Linked DNA regions of Homo sapiens: region 1 is linked to region 2. The links are chromatin loops, found by intact Hi-C in ENCODE. Cell type or tissue: CD4-positive, alpha-beta T cell. All regions are shown on one strand. Each heading gives the region's core, and the rest is flanking DNA. Links, peaks and the distances in the headings are about the cores only.

Region 1 (5,374 bases), core at 198-5,197, 310 kb after region 2:
GATACTTCAATATCTAGGTATGGAATTTGGCCCTACAAGCATAGAATCTGGCACCGCATGTATGGATTTCAATAATCATCTAACCTTGCAGTTCATACATGGAATCTGGTACTGCATTTATGGAATTTCAATCTCCAAGCATAGAATCTATATACTTAAAGCATGAAACTTGGCCCTATGAGCATTCAACATGGCACCCCATGTGTGGAATCTCAATCTTCTAGTATAACGTGGCCTTATAAATGTGGAATCTGGCATTCCAGGCATGAAACCTTGGGTTTTAGTCATAGAAGTTGGCTCTCCAAGCCTTAAAAACCTATTTCCCCAGGCATGGAACCTGGCAATGCATGAATGAACTCTCAGTCTCTGAGTGTGAAACTTGAACTACTAATGCTGAAATTGGTACTTACTGTATAAGAACCTCAATACTCAACCACGGGACCTGGCCCTAAAAGCAAGTAACTTAGCATTATATGTATGGAATCTCAAAACTCCATCCATGAAAACTGGCCTTACCGTCATGGAATCTTGCACTCCATGTATGAAACCTAGACTTGCAGGCATTTCATTAATTGGGACGTCCATATAAGCCCCACCCCTACAAACACGGAAACTGGTACTGTGTATATGAATTCTCAATCTCCAAATATGGAACATACCCTTACAAGTGTGGAATCTGTCACTCTAGCTAAAACTCCGGGCATGGAAACTGGCATTTGAGTCACAGAAGCCAACTCTACATGCATGGAACCTGGTCTCCCAGATACGGAATCTGGCACTCTGTGTATGGAATATCAATCCCCAGCCATTGAACCTGACCATATAAACATGGAACCTGTACTCCATTTATGAAACATGGACTTTCAGAGATATATTTAGCTCTCCTAGGTGTAAATCCTGCCTTTTTATGCATATATATTCTGCTCTTCCGCATAAAACCTGGCTCTATAAACATGGAAATTGGGTTTCCAATTATGAAACCTGACTTTCCAGGGTTGGAAAGTAGCTCCTGATGTGAATCCTGCCTCTCTAGGTATAAAACCTGATTCTTTAGTTGTGGAATCTGGGCTTCTATATGTACGCCTTGGTGATCTAGGTATTGAATTAGACCTTTTGAGCATAACATGAGTATGAAATCTCTCTCTCCAAACTTGGAACCTGCCTTGTGAGGGTGGAACCGGAACCTCCTGAAATGCCATCTAGCCCACAAGTAAAAAAATTCAGGGTAGTGTTAAGTGACTTTTCCAAGGTTAAACAATTGATTTTCTATGGAGCTGGGGCTGGAATCCAGGTCTCCTGATTCTCAGCCAGTGCTCACTATAGAGATGGTTGTTCTGCTTATCTTTCTTGTTAATGGTGTAGCCAGGGAAAAGAGAACTAGACAGGTGGACAGGAGTCAGAACATGCAAAGTCTGTTGACAGCATTGCCCTGACTGTCCTGTCTGCCTCTATTGCCCTTAGACAGATGGCCCAATCCCACTGAACTTTACCACCCCCTTTTTCATGCAAAGGGGGAGTCAGACAAGATGGTTGCTGAGACCAGTTCCAGCCCTGGCATTCTGTTCTCTACCTCTATGTTATGCTTCTCTTTATTAAGAGCCTCTTCTTGTCTTTGAGCAGCGTGAGACTGAATTGGTCTGGGGCATACCGAGCCATCTAAGCAAGGAGCAACCAGGAGATTAGCTTTGATCCTGCCCTGACCCCCTCCTCCCTCCTGTGGTTTCCTTCATTATTTCAGCTGTTGCCCAAGGAAGAGATTTTTATATTTGGTTGAAGTGTCCCATTCAACCCAGAAAATCAAATACCATTTTAAAAGATCCTGACTTTGGAAGTTAGCCTCACAGCTGCCTGGGGTGCCTCACGATCCCTCTCTATTCAAAAGCCTGTTCTTGTTTTCCATTTTACAGCTCATGTCCTGGTCTCTTCTTTCTGCTTGGGTGGGGTTGGCTGCCTAAGGGACTCAGGTCCTATTGCCACTTGGATCTAAGCAGGGGAGGCTGTTAGGGCCAGGGGAGGGAATCAGACTAACCAAAGAGTCGGGGGAGTTTTTAGGGCATCTCCTGTCCTTTTGCCTGAGGGTAACCACTCCCCCCTCCGCCCCGCTCCCTGCACCCTGCCCCCAGATGGAGTCTCTCTGTCTCCCAGGCTAGAGTGCGGTGGCACGATCTTGGCTAACTGCAAGCTCTGCCTCCCGGGTTCATGCCATTCTCCTGCCTCAGCCTCCCGAGTAGCGAGACTACAGGCGCCCGCCACCACACCCAGCTAATTTTTTGTGTTTTTAGTAGTGACGGGGTTTCACCGTGTTAGCCAGGATGCTCTCGATCTCCTGACCTCGTGATCTGTCCGCCTCGGCCTCCCAAACTGCTGGGTTTACAGGCAAGAGCCACCGCGTTTTAACTCTTTGTCCTTCATATGCCCGAAACATAAACTTCTAGTGCTTTTTCTTCACTTACCAATTTTGGACATTATCTATTTATTTTCCGCAATGGTAGGTAACTCTTTCACACACTGACGCTTCTCAGCTCTTCTCTTCCATCTTCCTAATATAATGTCTAGGCTTTTATGACCCTGAACTACTGTTGACCCCAGAATAAGTATGCACTATGCCATGATTACATTTCTTTTCCTCTCTAGCTTTTCTCTGCCCCTAGTTTCAACATTTCTTTCTTTTTCCTCATACTATTTGCCTTGATCCTTGCCACATTCTTTTCTTTCCAAACCTCCATCATCTCGCCTATGTTATCTGCCACCTTTCTTCCCAGAGATCTTGTACACAGAGTCCTTTGTAGAAGCAACACATTCATTTGTTTAGAAATAGACATGGAGTGCCCACTGATAGCCAGACCTGCTTCAGTTAATTTATTAAGTCATTAAGTCATTGCTTTCAATAACCATATGCTGAGTGCCAGGCATGAATAATACAGAGATAAATAAAATATAACCTTTGTGCCCAAGTAGCTACCCTGTCTCTTTCCCTCACCTAGGTCAGGATCTCTCTTGTTCCTGGCATCTAGCCCAGTACTTAGCACATGGGTTGCCCTTAGTAAATATTTATTGTTGAGAACATTATTGGACTCATTTTTCAGGCCCATCTTCACTCATCTCCCCTGAATGTTGCTTAAATAGGGACGATCCTGGTGTCATCCCTATTTAAACCCAGTGCACAGCGATTTCATCTCAGAGGTGCTCAGTGCAGGCTTCAGGTTCTCTTCTGCCTTAGCCCTGTTATTGCATGGGATGCAATCCTGCCCCACTTCCACCCCGAGATAAGGTTTCTTGAGCTGCATCCTCTGGCACAAAATCCTTCCTATCCCCAAGGGAGGCAATGTATGGGTCCTAGGATAGCATTGAGAACAGGGGCCTAGGCATCTGCTCTGATGTCCTCATCCTCTAAGCCTAAGGCAGTACTAGCCCTCCTCCAAGTCTCCGTTTCCCTGGCAGCCCTGCACTTCCTCCCCATTTCTGTTTCCCTGGCTGTAAAACTCTGAAGCAAGGCCTGCCCTTCTTTCCTTCCCCTGCATGCAGTTTAGGACCAGGTGGAGGTTCTTAGCTGTGAAAGGCCTCATGAGGACTATTAATGTACTCTTTAGGAGGATTTTGTTTCAGCTCAAATGCATTCTGCAAGGATTTCACAGTGACAAAGAGTTCGTGTATGTGTTGCAAGACAGCTCCCTTCTCTTGTCCTGAGGGAGTTTGCACCTGCTTACTCAGGACAGGCTTTTCCACAGACCGTCCTCCATGCTGTCCTCCCACCTCAGGTGTCTGGTTACTGCCAGAACCATTTATTCCGACCCTCCATCTGGCCAACAGATTAAAAATCCCCCACAATGCAAAGGGCGACTGCAGATGGCCGTGCACCTGGGAGTCCCGAATCCCTGGGCTGCAGGACCTGGAGTTGGACTTCCCTGCTTGGCTGACAGCCTTGGAACCTCCAGTTCATCTAACAGGGAACTGTAAAGCCAGCCCCTCATTAGAACAGCCTGCAGCCCAAGTCCACACTGAAAAGAGGTGGAGGTGCTAAACTGATGCCTGTAACTTAATATCTGGTGAGTTCGCCCACGCAGTGCACAAGAGACGTGCACTCAGCCACCGTATGTGACTGGCACTCACAGTTCTTCTCCCGAAAGCTACAGCCGCACACGGTGTACCCCATGCAGCCCTTCTCAGCAACCCTTGGGAGACATTCTCATGACTCGTCACCATCTGAATCCCTCGCTCTCATCTGTCTTTGGTGAAGAACCTGGGTTCAGAGGCTTCCAATCTCTTTTCCACATGGCAGCCTTAAAAATGTATATACTTTCAAATATAAAATGAAAACAGAAATGTTCTCCCTCAGTGCTTGCCAGTGCACTTAGAATATGACTTCAGCTGGTTCCCATGGTCTAGGAGGGATGTGGCCCTGTCCACCCCACCCATGACCTTGTCTCAGGTCGCCCTGCCCAGCTCTCTGCCTCCAGGAGCACTCCCCTCCCGACCGACAGTTCTGAGAACTTTTTCTCTTCCTTGGAGTGCTTTTCTCTCCATACGCAGGATGGCTGGCCTTCATTTTTCTGGTTTTGGCTTAAATGTCATCTTGGAGACATCCTCAATGACATCTCTGTCCAGAATAGTTCTCCCCATACCCTTATTCCCCTAGATCCCTAGGTCCCTGCTCTTTTTTTTTCCAGGGCTCTTATCTCAATTTTTAATTGTATATTATTTTTCGTTGACTTGTTTTTCTTGTGTTTTCCCTGAAACAGTAAGCTCCTTGAGGAAGGGATCATATATAGTCTAACCAGACAGCCTCTGTCATAGTGCATGGCACATAGTAGTTGCTCAACAAGTACATGTTGAATGTCAAATGAACAAATGTCAGGAAACAAATGTCAATCGAGTCATTTCCTGAATTCAGTGCCTTTTAGGGCAGTGGTCTCAGACTTTGTTGCACATTAGAATTACCTGGAAAGGTTGAAAAATACCTCCATAGCTATTAAATCAAAACCTCTAAGGGGTGAGATCAAAGCACCCATTTTTTAAAAAGTCTTCAGGTGATTCCAATGTGCAGCTAAGAACCCAGTGTTTAGAGCAGTGGTTCTTACATGTAGTCCTGGACGAGCAGTATCAGCCTCATGTGGGGACTCATTAGAAATGCACATTCTTTGGTCCTACCCAGATCTACTGAGTCAGAAATTCTAGTCAAGCCACTTTCCTGCGCCCTCCAAGGGATTCTGAGGCAGGCTAAAGTTCGATAATCACTGCTTTAAAGAAGGGGTCGTGCTGTCTCTACTCTTCGCCTTGTCATTTTTTGTTGGCATCAGCAATAGGAAAATGGGACACTCTTTAGCAGGATGACCACTGTCCCAGTTTGTGGGGGACTGTCCCTGTTTTACTGAAA
Region 2 (5,374 bases), core at 97-5,096:
TTTCTTTGTCGTACAGACCGATGCATGCTTTCTGTTCACAGTGATTCAGTTTCACTCATCCCTATGACATTCTCAAACCTTTAAAATGCTCAGGAAGAACTCCATCTCCCTCCTCAGTCGCACTCTACAGCTAGTCTGTCCCAGCTGTCTACCTTTCCTGACATTCCTATTAACACCTGGCCAAGGAGGGAGCTGGGAGGATTCCCGTAGCGCAAGGCAGATTGCAGCCAAGAGCTTAAATAGAGGCACAGAATAGAAGGCTAGCAAAGCAAGACATCTCAGGCCTGTAGCTCAATACTGGGCTTGCCAGGTACATCTCCGTAAGCAGAGAACCACAATTAAGCCAAGAGAGACCATGCCCAGCCTCTATCACCCCCTGGAAGATGGGGTAAGGAGAATCTCAACTCAGTTGAGATAAGAAGGCAACAATAAGCCCTTAGTTCCTACCTGGTCTAATGAAAATTATATAGTTGGGAGAGACGTCTGAGTGAACTGCTTGGAGTGGCCCCGGTAGTCGGATTTTTAGAGGTGGGGTTGGATCTCTAATATTTCATGGAAAACAGAGAGTCATCAGTGCGGTGCATACACAGAAGGAAGACCCTGCAACCAGGGAGCTCATCTCCATAGCCTCTGGAGGCTTGGGCTGCAAATCCTTTTGGTTACCAGAGCTCTCTGCAGCCAGAGTATTTTTTAGGTCTTTAAAACCAGGTGCAGGTTCTTAATTGATCATCTACCCATTCGGTACCAGAGACTAGCCTTAGGAATCGGGATGATGGTGATGGGCACAGCAATATAAACATGTGGCCAGGATTACACCTGATCCTCAACAGTCGGGCAGTTTCACTAAAGTCTACCAAGGTCTTTAGACTCAAAACTTGGGCTTTCAAAATACTCTTAATACCGGCTTTAAAAATTACAACAGCCTTCCTAATAGCCAGTGTATGAGCAAGAAGCTAGGCTTCTTTTATTCTGTCTTTAGGTTCTTCCTGGGGAGAGAGGGACAGGCAGACCACTTATTAAGCTGTCTTATTGGGTCCACATGTCCAGAGTGGACATATACTCAGTATATCACATACAAAATAATCATTCTGTTTCAAGTCCTGTCATAATTAGGTGGGTGGCACTAAGTGGTAGTGATGAATGTAGACTCATGCTGTCTGTCCAGGAGCCCACAGTTACCTGAGCAATGACCTCAGGGTCCATGGGCCGATGGTTATTGAAGCTTTTTGACCTTCCCGCTGTGGCAGTCTTCCGGATCTGTGGACTATCCAGCCGATTCTTCAGGGATGAGTGGCGGCTGATGGAGTTGAGGCTCCCGTGCCCACTGATGGAACACTTATCTGGCCCTTCTTTGGGGAGGCTCTGGCTCATGATGGGCTGGGAGGATGGGCGGCAGCTAGCCCCCACCCCTGGGGAGGAGGAGTCAGTCAGGGAACTGCTCAGCCCATGGCTGTCACTCCGAAAAGTTTTCCGGATGCTCCCAGATTCTGGACGCTTCCTTTGCCTTCAATCACAAACAGAAAGGGCAGTGTGATCAGGGAGCCCTGGCTCCAAGGAAGCTAGGATAAGTGGGAGGGGGCAGATGTTGGCACCCAGGGACTTCGGAAGGAGAGGGACACAGAACTCGTTCTCTCCTCGGCTTCATCTTCTCTTGCATTCTCCATGTCTTCATTCCCTTGCCACCCCCAAGCTGGGTGAAGGAGAAATGGATACTTACTTGGTGGTCACGGGCTTTGTGTTGTCAAGATGTAAGTTGCTGTCAGAAAAAATGTCTGATTAAGCGAAGGTTTCTAATGGGAAAGAGATTCATGGAAAGGCCCCTTCTGTGACCTGCCATGAACAGAAACCTAAGGCCCCAGCTAGGAGAAGAAGTCTCACCATCACCAAAGAGGTCAAGATTGCTGGTAAGAGGATAGTTAACTTTTCTAAATTTTAGCATGACTCTTTTTCCAAAAAGACTGTAACTGTTTTGGGCTCTGGCAAGAGGCTGTTGTTGCTTATTCTGTAGGCATGGAGCAGAATAGTTTTCAAGAGGCAGCAACACTGCAGAGTTGGGGCCCAGTTTGTGCGTTTTCTTAGTGTGGAAATACCTCTACATGACTCCCAAGTCACCCAGCACTGGGCTGAACCCTGGATCTGGGCGAATTTGTTTCAGACCACTTAGGGCTCTCAGACAAAATGGCTTGGCAGAATCCCAGTTACATGGGTGTTGCCTGCTGCTGGATAATTTCATTTTGTCTTGGAATCAGATCTGAAAAGGTCTAATCTAAGAGGCAATGAAACTTCTGATTTGGATGGCTGCTGAACAGCTCTGATCTTGAATCTAAGAGAGATGGGGGCTGAGGCAGGAGTTGAGGTGGAAGGAGGGAAGGGGTTAGACTCTGAAGATAAGGAGCTGGTCTGTGAGGTGGGGACAGTGCTCTAAGCCAGTCCTAGTCCTGTTCACTGCTGAGGTCTTCCTCATCTTTCTGCCTGCAGGGCCTGGCCCAGGACCTGGCATGTATCAGTCACTCCGTGAGTCTGTCCACTCGGCAGTTTTAGGCTTGTGACTCAGCCGCTCTCGAGTGGAAAAAGGATGTTCTCAGAGTCTTCTAAGGCCCTGCTGAAATGAACCCCCTCTCTGCAAGGATTTCCCTGGCACCACTAACTCCAACTGCACTGGCACCACTGCACCACTAACTCCAGTTGCAGGAAGAATGGACCCCTCCCTCCTCTGTACCTTCAGAGCATCTGATGCTACCTGTCAGTTACCTGTCCATAGGGTCTTTACCTTGCCAGACTGTGAGCTCTGAGATCAGGGACCTCGTCTTTTTTATCTCTGAATAAACACCAGCAGTGCTTGGCACAACAGTAGATACTTAATAAATGTGTAGAATTAAATGGAAGTGCCACACCCTAATAGCTCTTTGCTGATTTCCTTTTTCTGCTTGAGGATAGCTGACTCATGGGCTGAAACTGCTGAGAAGACAGATTTATGGGGTGGCTGTGGTGTGCCATGTCCCAGGCTAGGCCCTGGGGATGTAAAGAAAAGGAAGATATAGTTCCTGGGTTCAAGGAGCTCAATCTGGTGGGGGATCTGAGTGAAGCGTGAGTACCAAAAGGTATTCAAAGTGTCTTTGGAATGCAGCATAAGGGCACCTCACTCAGCCTGGGGAAGTCAGGGATGTCAGAATGGCTTCCCCAAAGAGCTAAGTCTTCGGACTGAGTCTTGAAGGGAGATGAGGAGGTGACCAGGTGAGGAGACAGCAGGCGTGAGCGCCCAGGGGCGAAAGAGAACCTGGGCACTCGGGAAACTCAAGGAATTTGGGAGGAGGAGTGGCGTGGGGGGCAGGAGGTAAGACTCAAAGGCCGACTCACTTCTAAGGGCCAGACATGCCCCGGGGCCACCGCTCACCCACCCACCAGGTGATGAGGCTTGTCCTCCAAGAACCCCATCCCAAGACTCCTGACACCAGCAAACAAGGAGTTCAAGGGAACCACCTTAACTGTCTACAGATACTCTTTTTTTTTCTTCTTCTGTTTACCATTTCAGTTATTACTCTCTACAATTTCTATGCACAAATGGCATCAAATATATGATGGCTTAAAAATATGTACTTAACTAATTATCTAACTCTTCCTCCACCAACCCCGCCTTGGTTTCTGAGTTAATTATAGGATCACGACCTTTTGATTGTAGGGTTACAATTTAACACAGAATTGTAAATAAGGAAAAAAATGTGATTAGCCCACAGTTACTTGATATTGGCTTGCCCTCCCAGCAGGGCAGTGTGCTGGAGGGAAACAGAAACTTCTCAATTTTTTTTTAACTGGTCTGAATTAAATTATAACTACACTGAGTAAGTGATCTGAATAAACGACTTTACTAACTTGAGGGTGAAAGAGATGGAAAAGAGCCACGTGCCCCAACCACTCCCCCTGCTACCGTCTGGGTGGAAAAAAGCCAAGAGATCTGGGAAACCTGGTATAGTTTAAAAACAACAAGCATCCTTTATTCTCCTTCCAGTCTCAGTGTCCAGAGGCTACGGTTAACAGGTTTTCAAAGTGCAAATCATTTCATTCCTCAAAAGCCAGAGGGGAATAAAAACTGTACATCATCTCCAATCCATATTCATCAGGAGCGCCCTGGGGCTTGTCATCCTGCTGGCACGGGGCCAGGTTTCAGGGCCTGGCGGAAAGAGGTCTGTAGGCTTTGGGACTTGGTGTCTGGCCCCTTGAGATGAGATTAGTTCTCCAATAACCTGAATGCCTCTTGGGGAGGCGGCAGCACGCAGGCGTAGAATCCCTCTAGACAGCCAGATCGGGCGTGGGTGGAGTTTAAACCCCAGGATGTTGCTAACAGCCACAATGAAAGCTGGGGGTCAGAGGTAAGAGCCTGCTGAGCAGGAGTGGGGATCTGCAAAGGGACTAAGGGGGTAGAATAATACAAAAGGCCAAAGCAATAGGAACAAAATGGAAAATTATTTCTCCTGGTGTGAAAGGGCAGAAGAAAAGGGAGCTAGGGGTTAGCCAATGAATGAAGAGCTCAGGACAAAGCTTTCCTTAGGGACATCGTGGCCTCCTTTCCTCCACAGGAGTGAATGCAGGACAGGGGGAGGAACAGACACATGATATCTCAATAAACCCACCTGGTGTAACATCAGCCTAGTAGAAGCCACACACAGACTCTGAATCTTTGCACGAACACGGGTCAAGGAAGACAGACATCAAAGACTATTATTTGAGTATGGATTGGAAAAAAGAAGGCACCTCTGAGAAACAGTACAAAACCAGGTTGCATAAAGTGACCAAAGCTTTGGTCAAAGTTTTAGCTGTAAGACTGCCACAAAGGTCTGGGTGGACAGACACTGCGGGAACACACAGTAAAGCACCCTTCCACAGCACGAGGGCAGCTAGCTGGAGACCTGGACCTGCCCCGAGGCTTGTAGCAGCATCCTCAGCCCTGTCCGCCTTGCAGCAGCAATGACCACATGCAAACTGTTAGGCTGGGGGAGCTGGGAGCCCTACGTGCAGCACAGGAATGGAGATGGGGGTTAGGCCAGAGGGTGAGGCTGGGTGTTGCAAGTCATTCAGGGGAGCAGAAAATGAAAAGCAGAGCTTACTTGTTGATGTTTGCAAGATAAATATCGGCTACATGACCCCCACTGGGACAGCTGGCCCCCGCTCTGGCTGTCACCTTTTCTTCAGGTGGCTCAGAAATGACCTCAATCTCAGACTTGGGGCTGGACCTCTCCACGACACCGTCCTCGCTGGGGGAGAAGGGGCAGGCAGGCAGGGAGGAGGGAAAACAACAACAACACAAAAAGCAGCGTTAAATCGGCAAGATGGCCCCCCGACATACACGCGACCCCACACAGCTCTGAGGCAGCAGCGA

What was found. A loop is a pair of places that touch in the nucleus more often than their neighbours do. Peaks named below come from ENCODE experiments on the same cell type or tissue, not always from the same donor. Only the 100,000 strongest peaks of a DNase experiment are listed, where the experiment ranks them.
Region 1: a loop joins it to region 2, with 2.5 times the contacts of the local background. A loop is called at or near these places in 1 of 110 quality-filtered maps.

The regions. Positions count from the first base shown.
Region 1 is chr1:206,142,419-206,147,792 of GRCh38, reverse strand. LOC105372873 (a long non-coding RNA gene) reads right to left here and starts at 629. Exons shown (of 2, transcript XR_922477.2): 1 at 517-629. In CD4-positive, alpha-beta T cell, for the core only: no CTCF peak of the experiment used is centred there; no DNase peak of the experiment used is centred there; H3K27me3 peaks cover 619 bases.
Region 2 is chr1:206,454,753-206,460,126 of GRCh38, reverse strand. It overlaps SRGAP2 (SLIT-ROBO Rho GTPase activating protein 2), which reads right to left. Exons shown (of 23, transcript NM_015326.5): 21 at 5,103-5,249; 22 at 1,180-1,504. Among named protein-coding and RNA genes, the nearest start is that of IKBKE, 13 kb to the left of the region's middle. RefSeq lists an enhancer at 4,779-5,374. In CD4-positive, alpha-beta T cell, for the core only: no CTCF peak of the experiment used is centred there; a DNase peak (open chromatin) is centred at 2,526.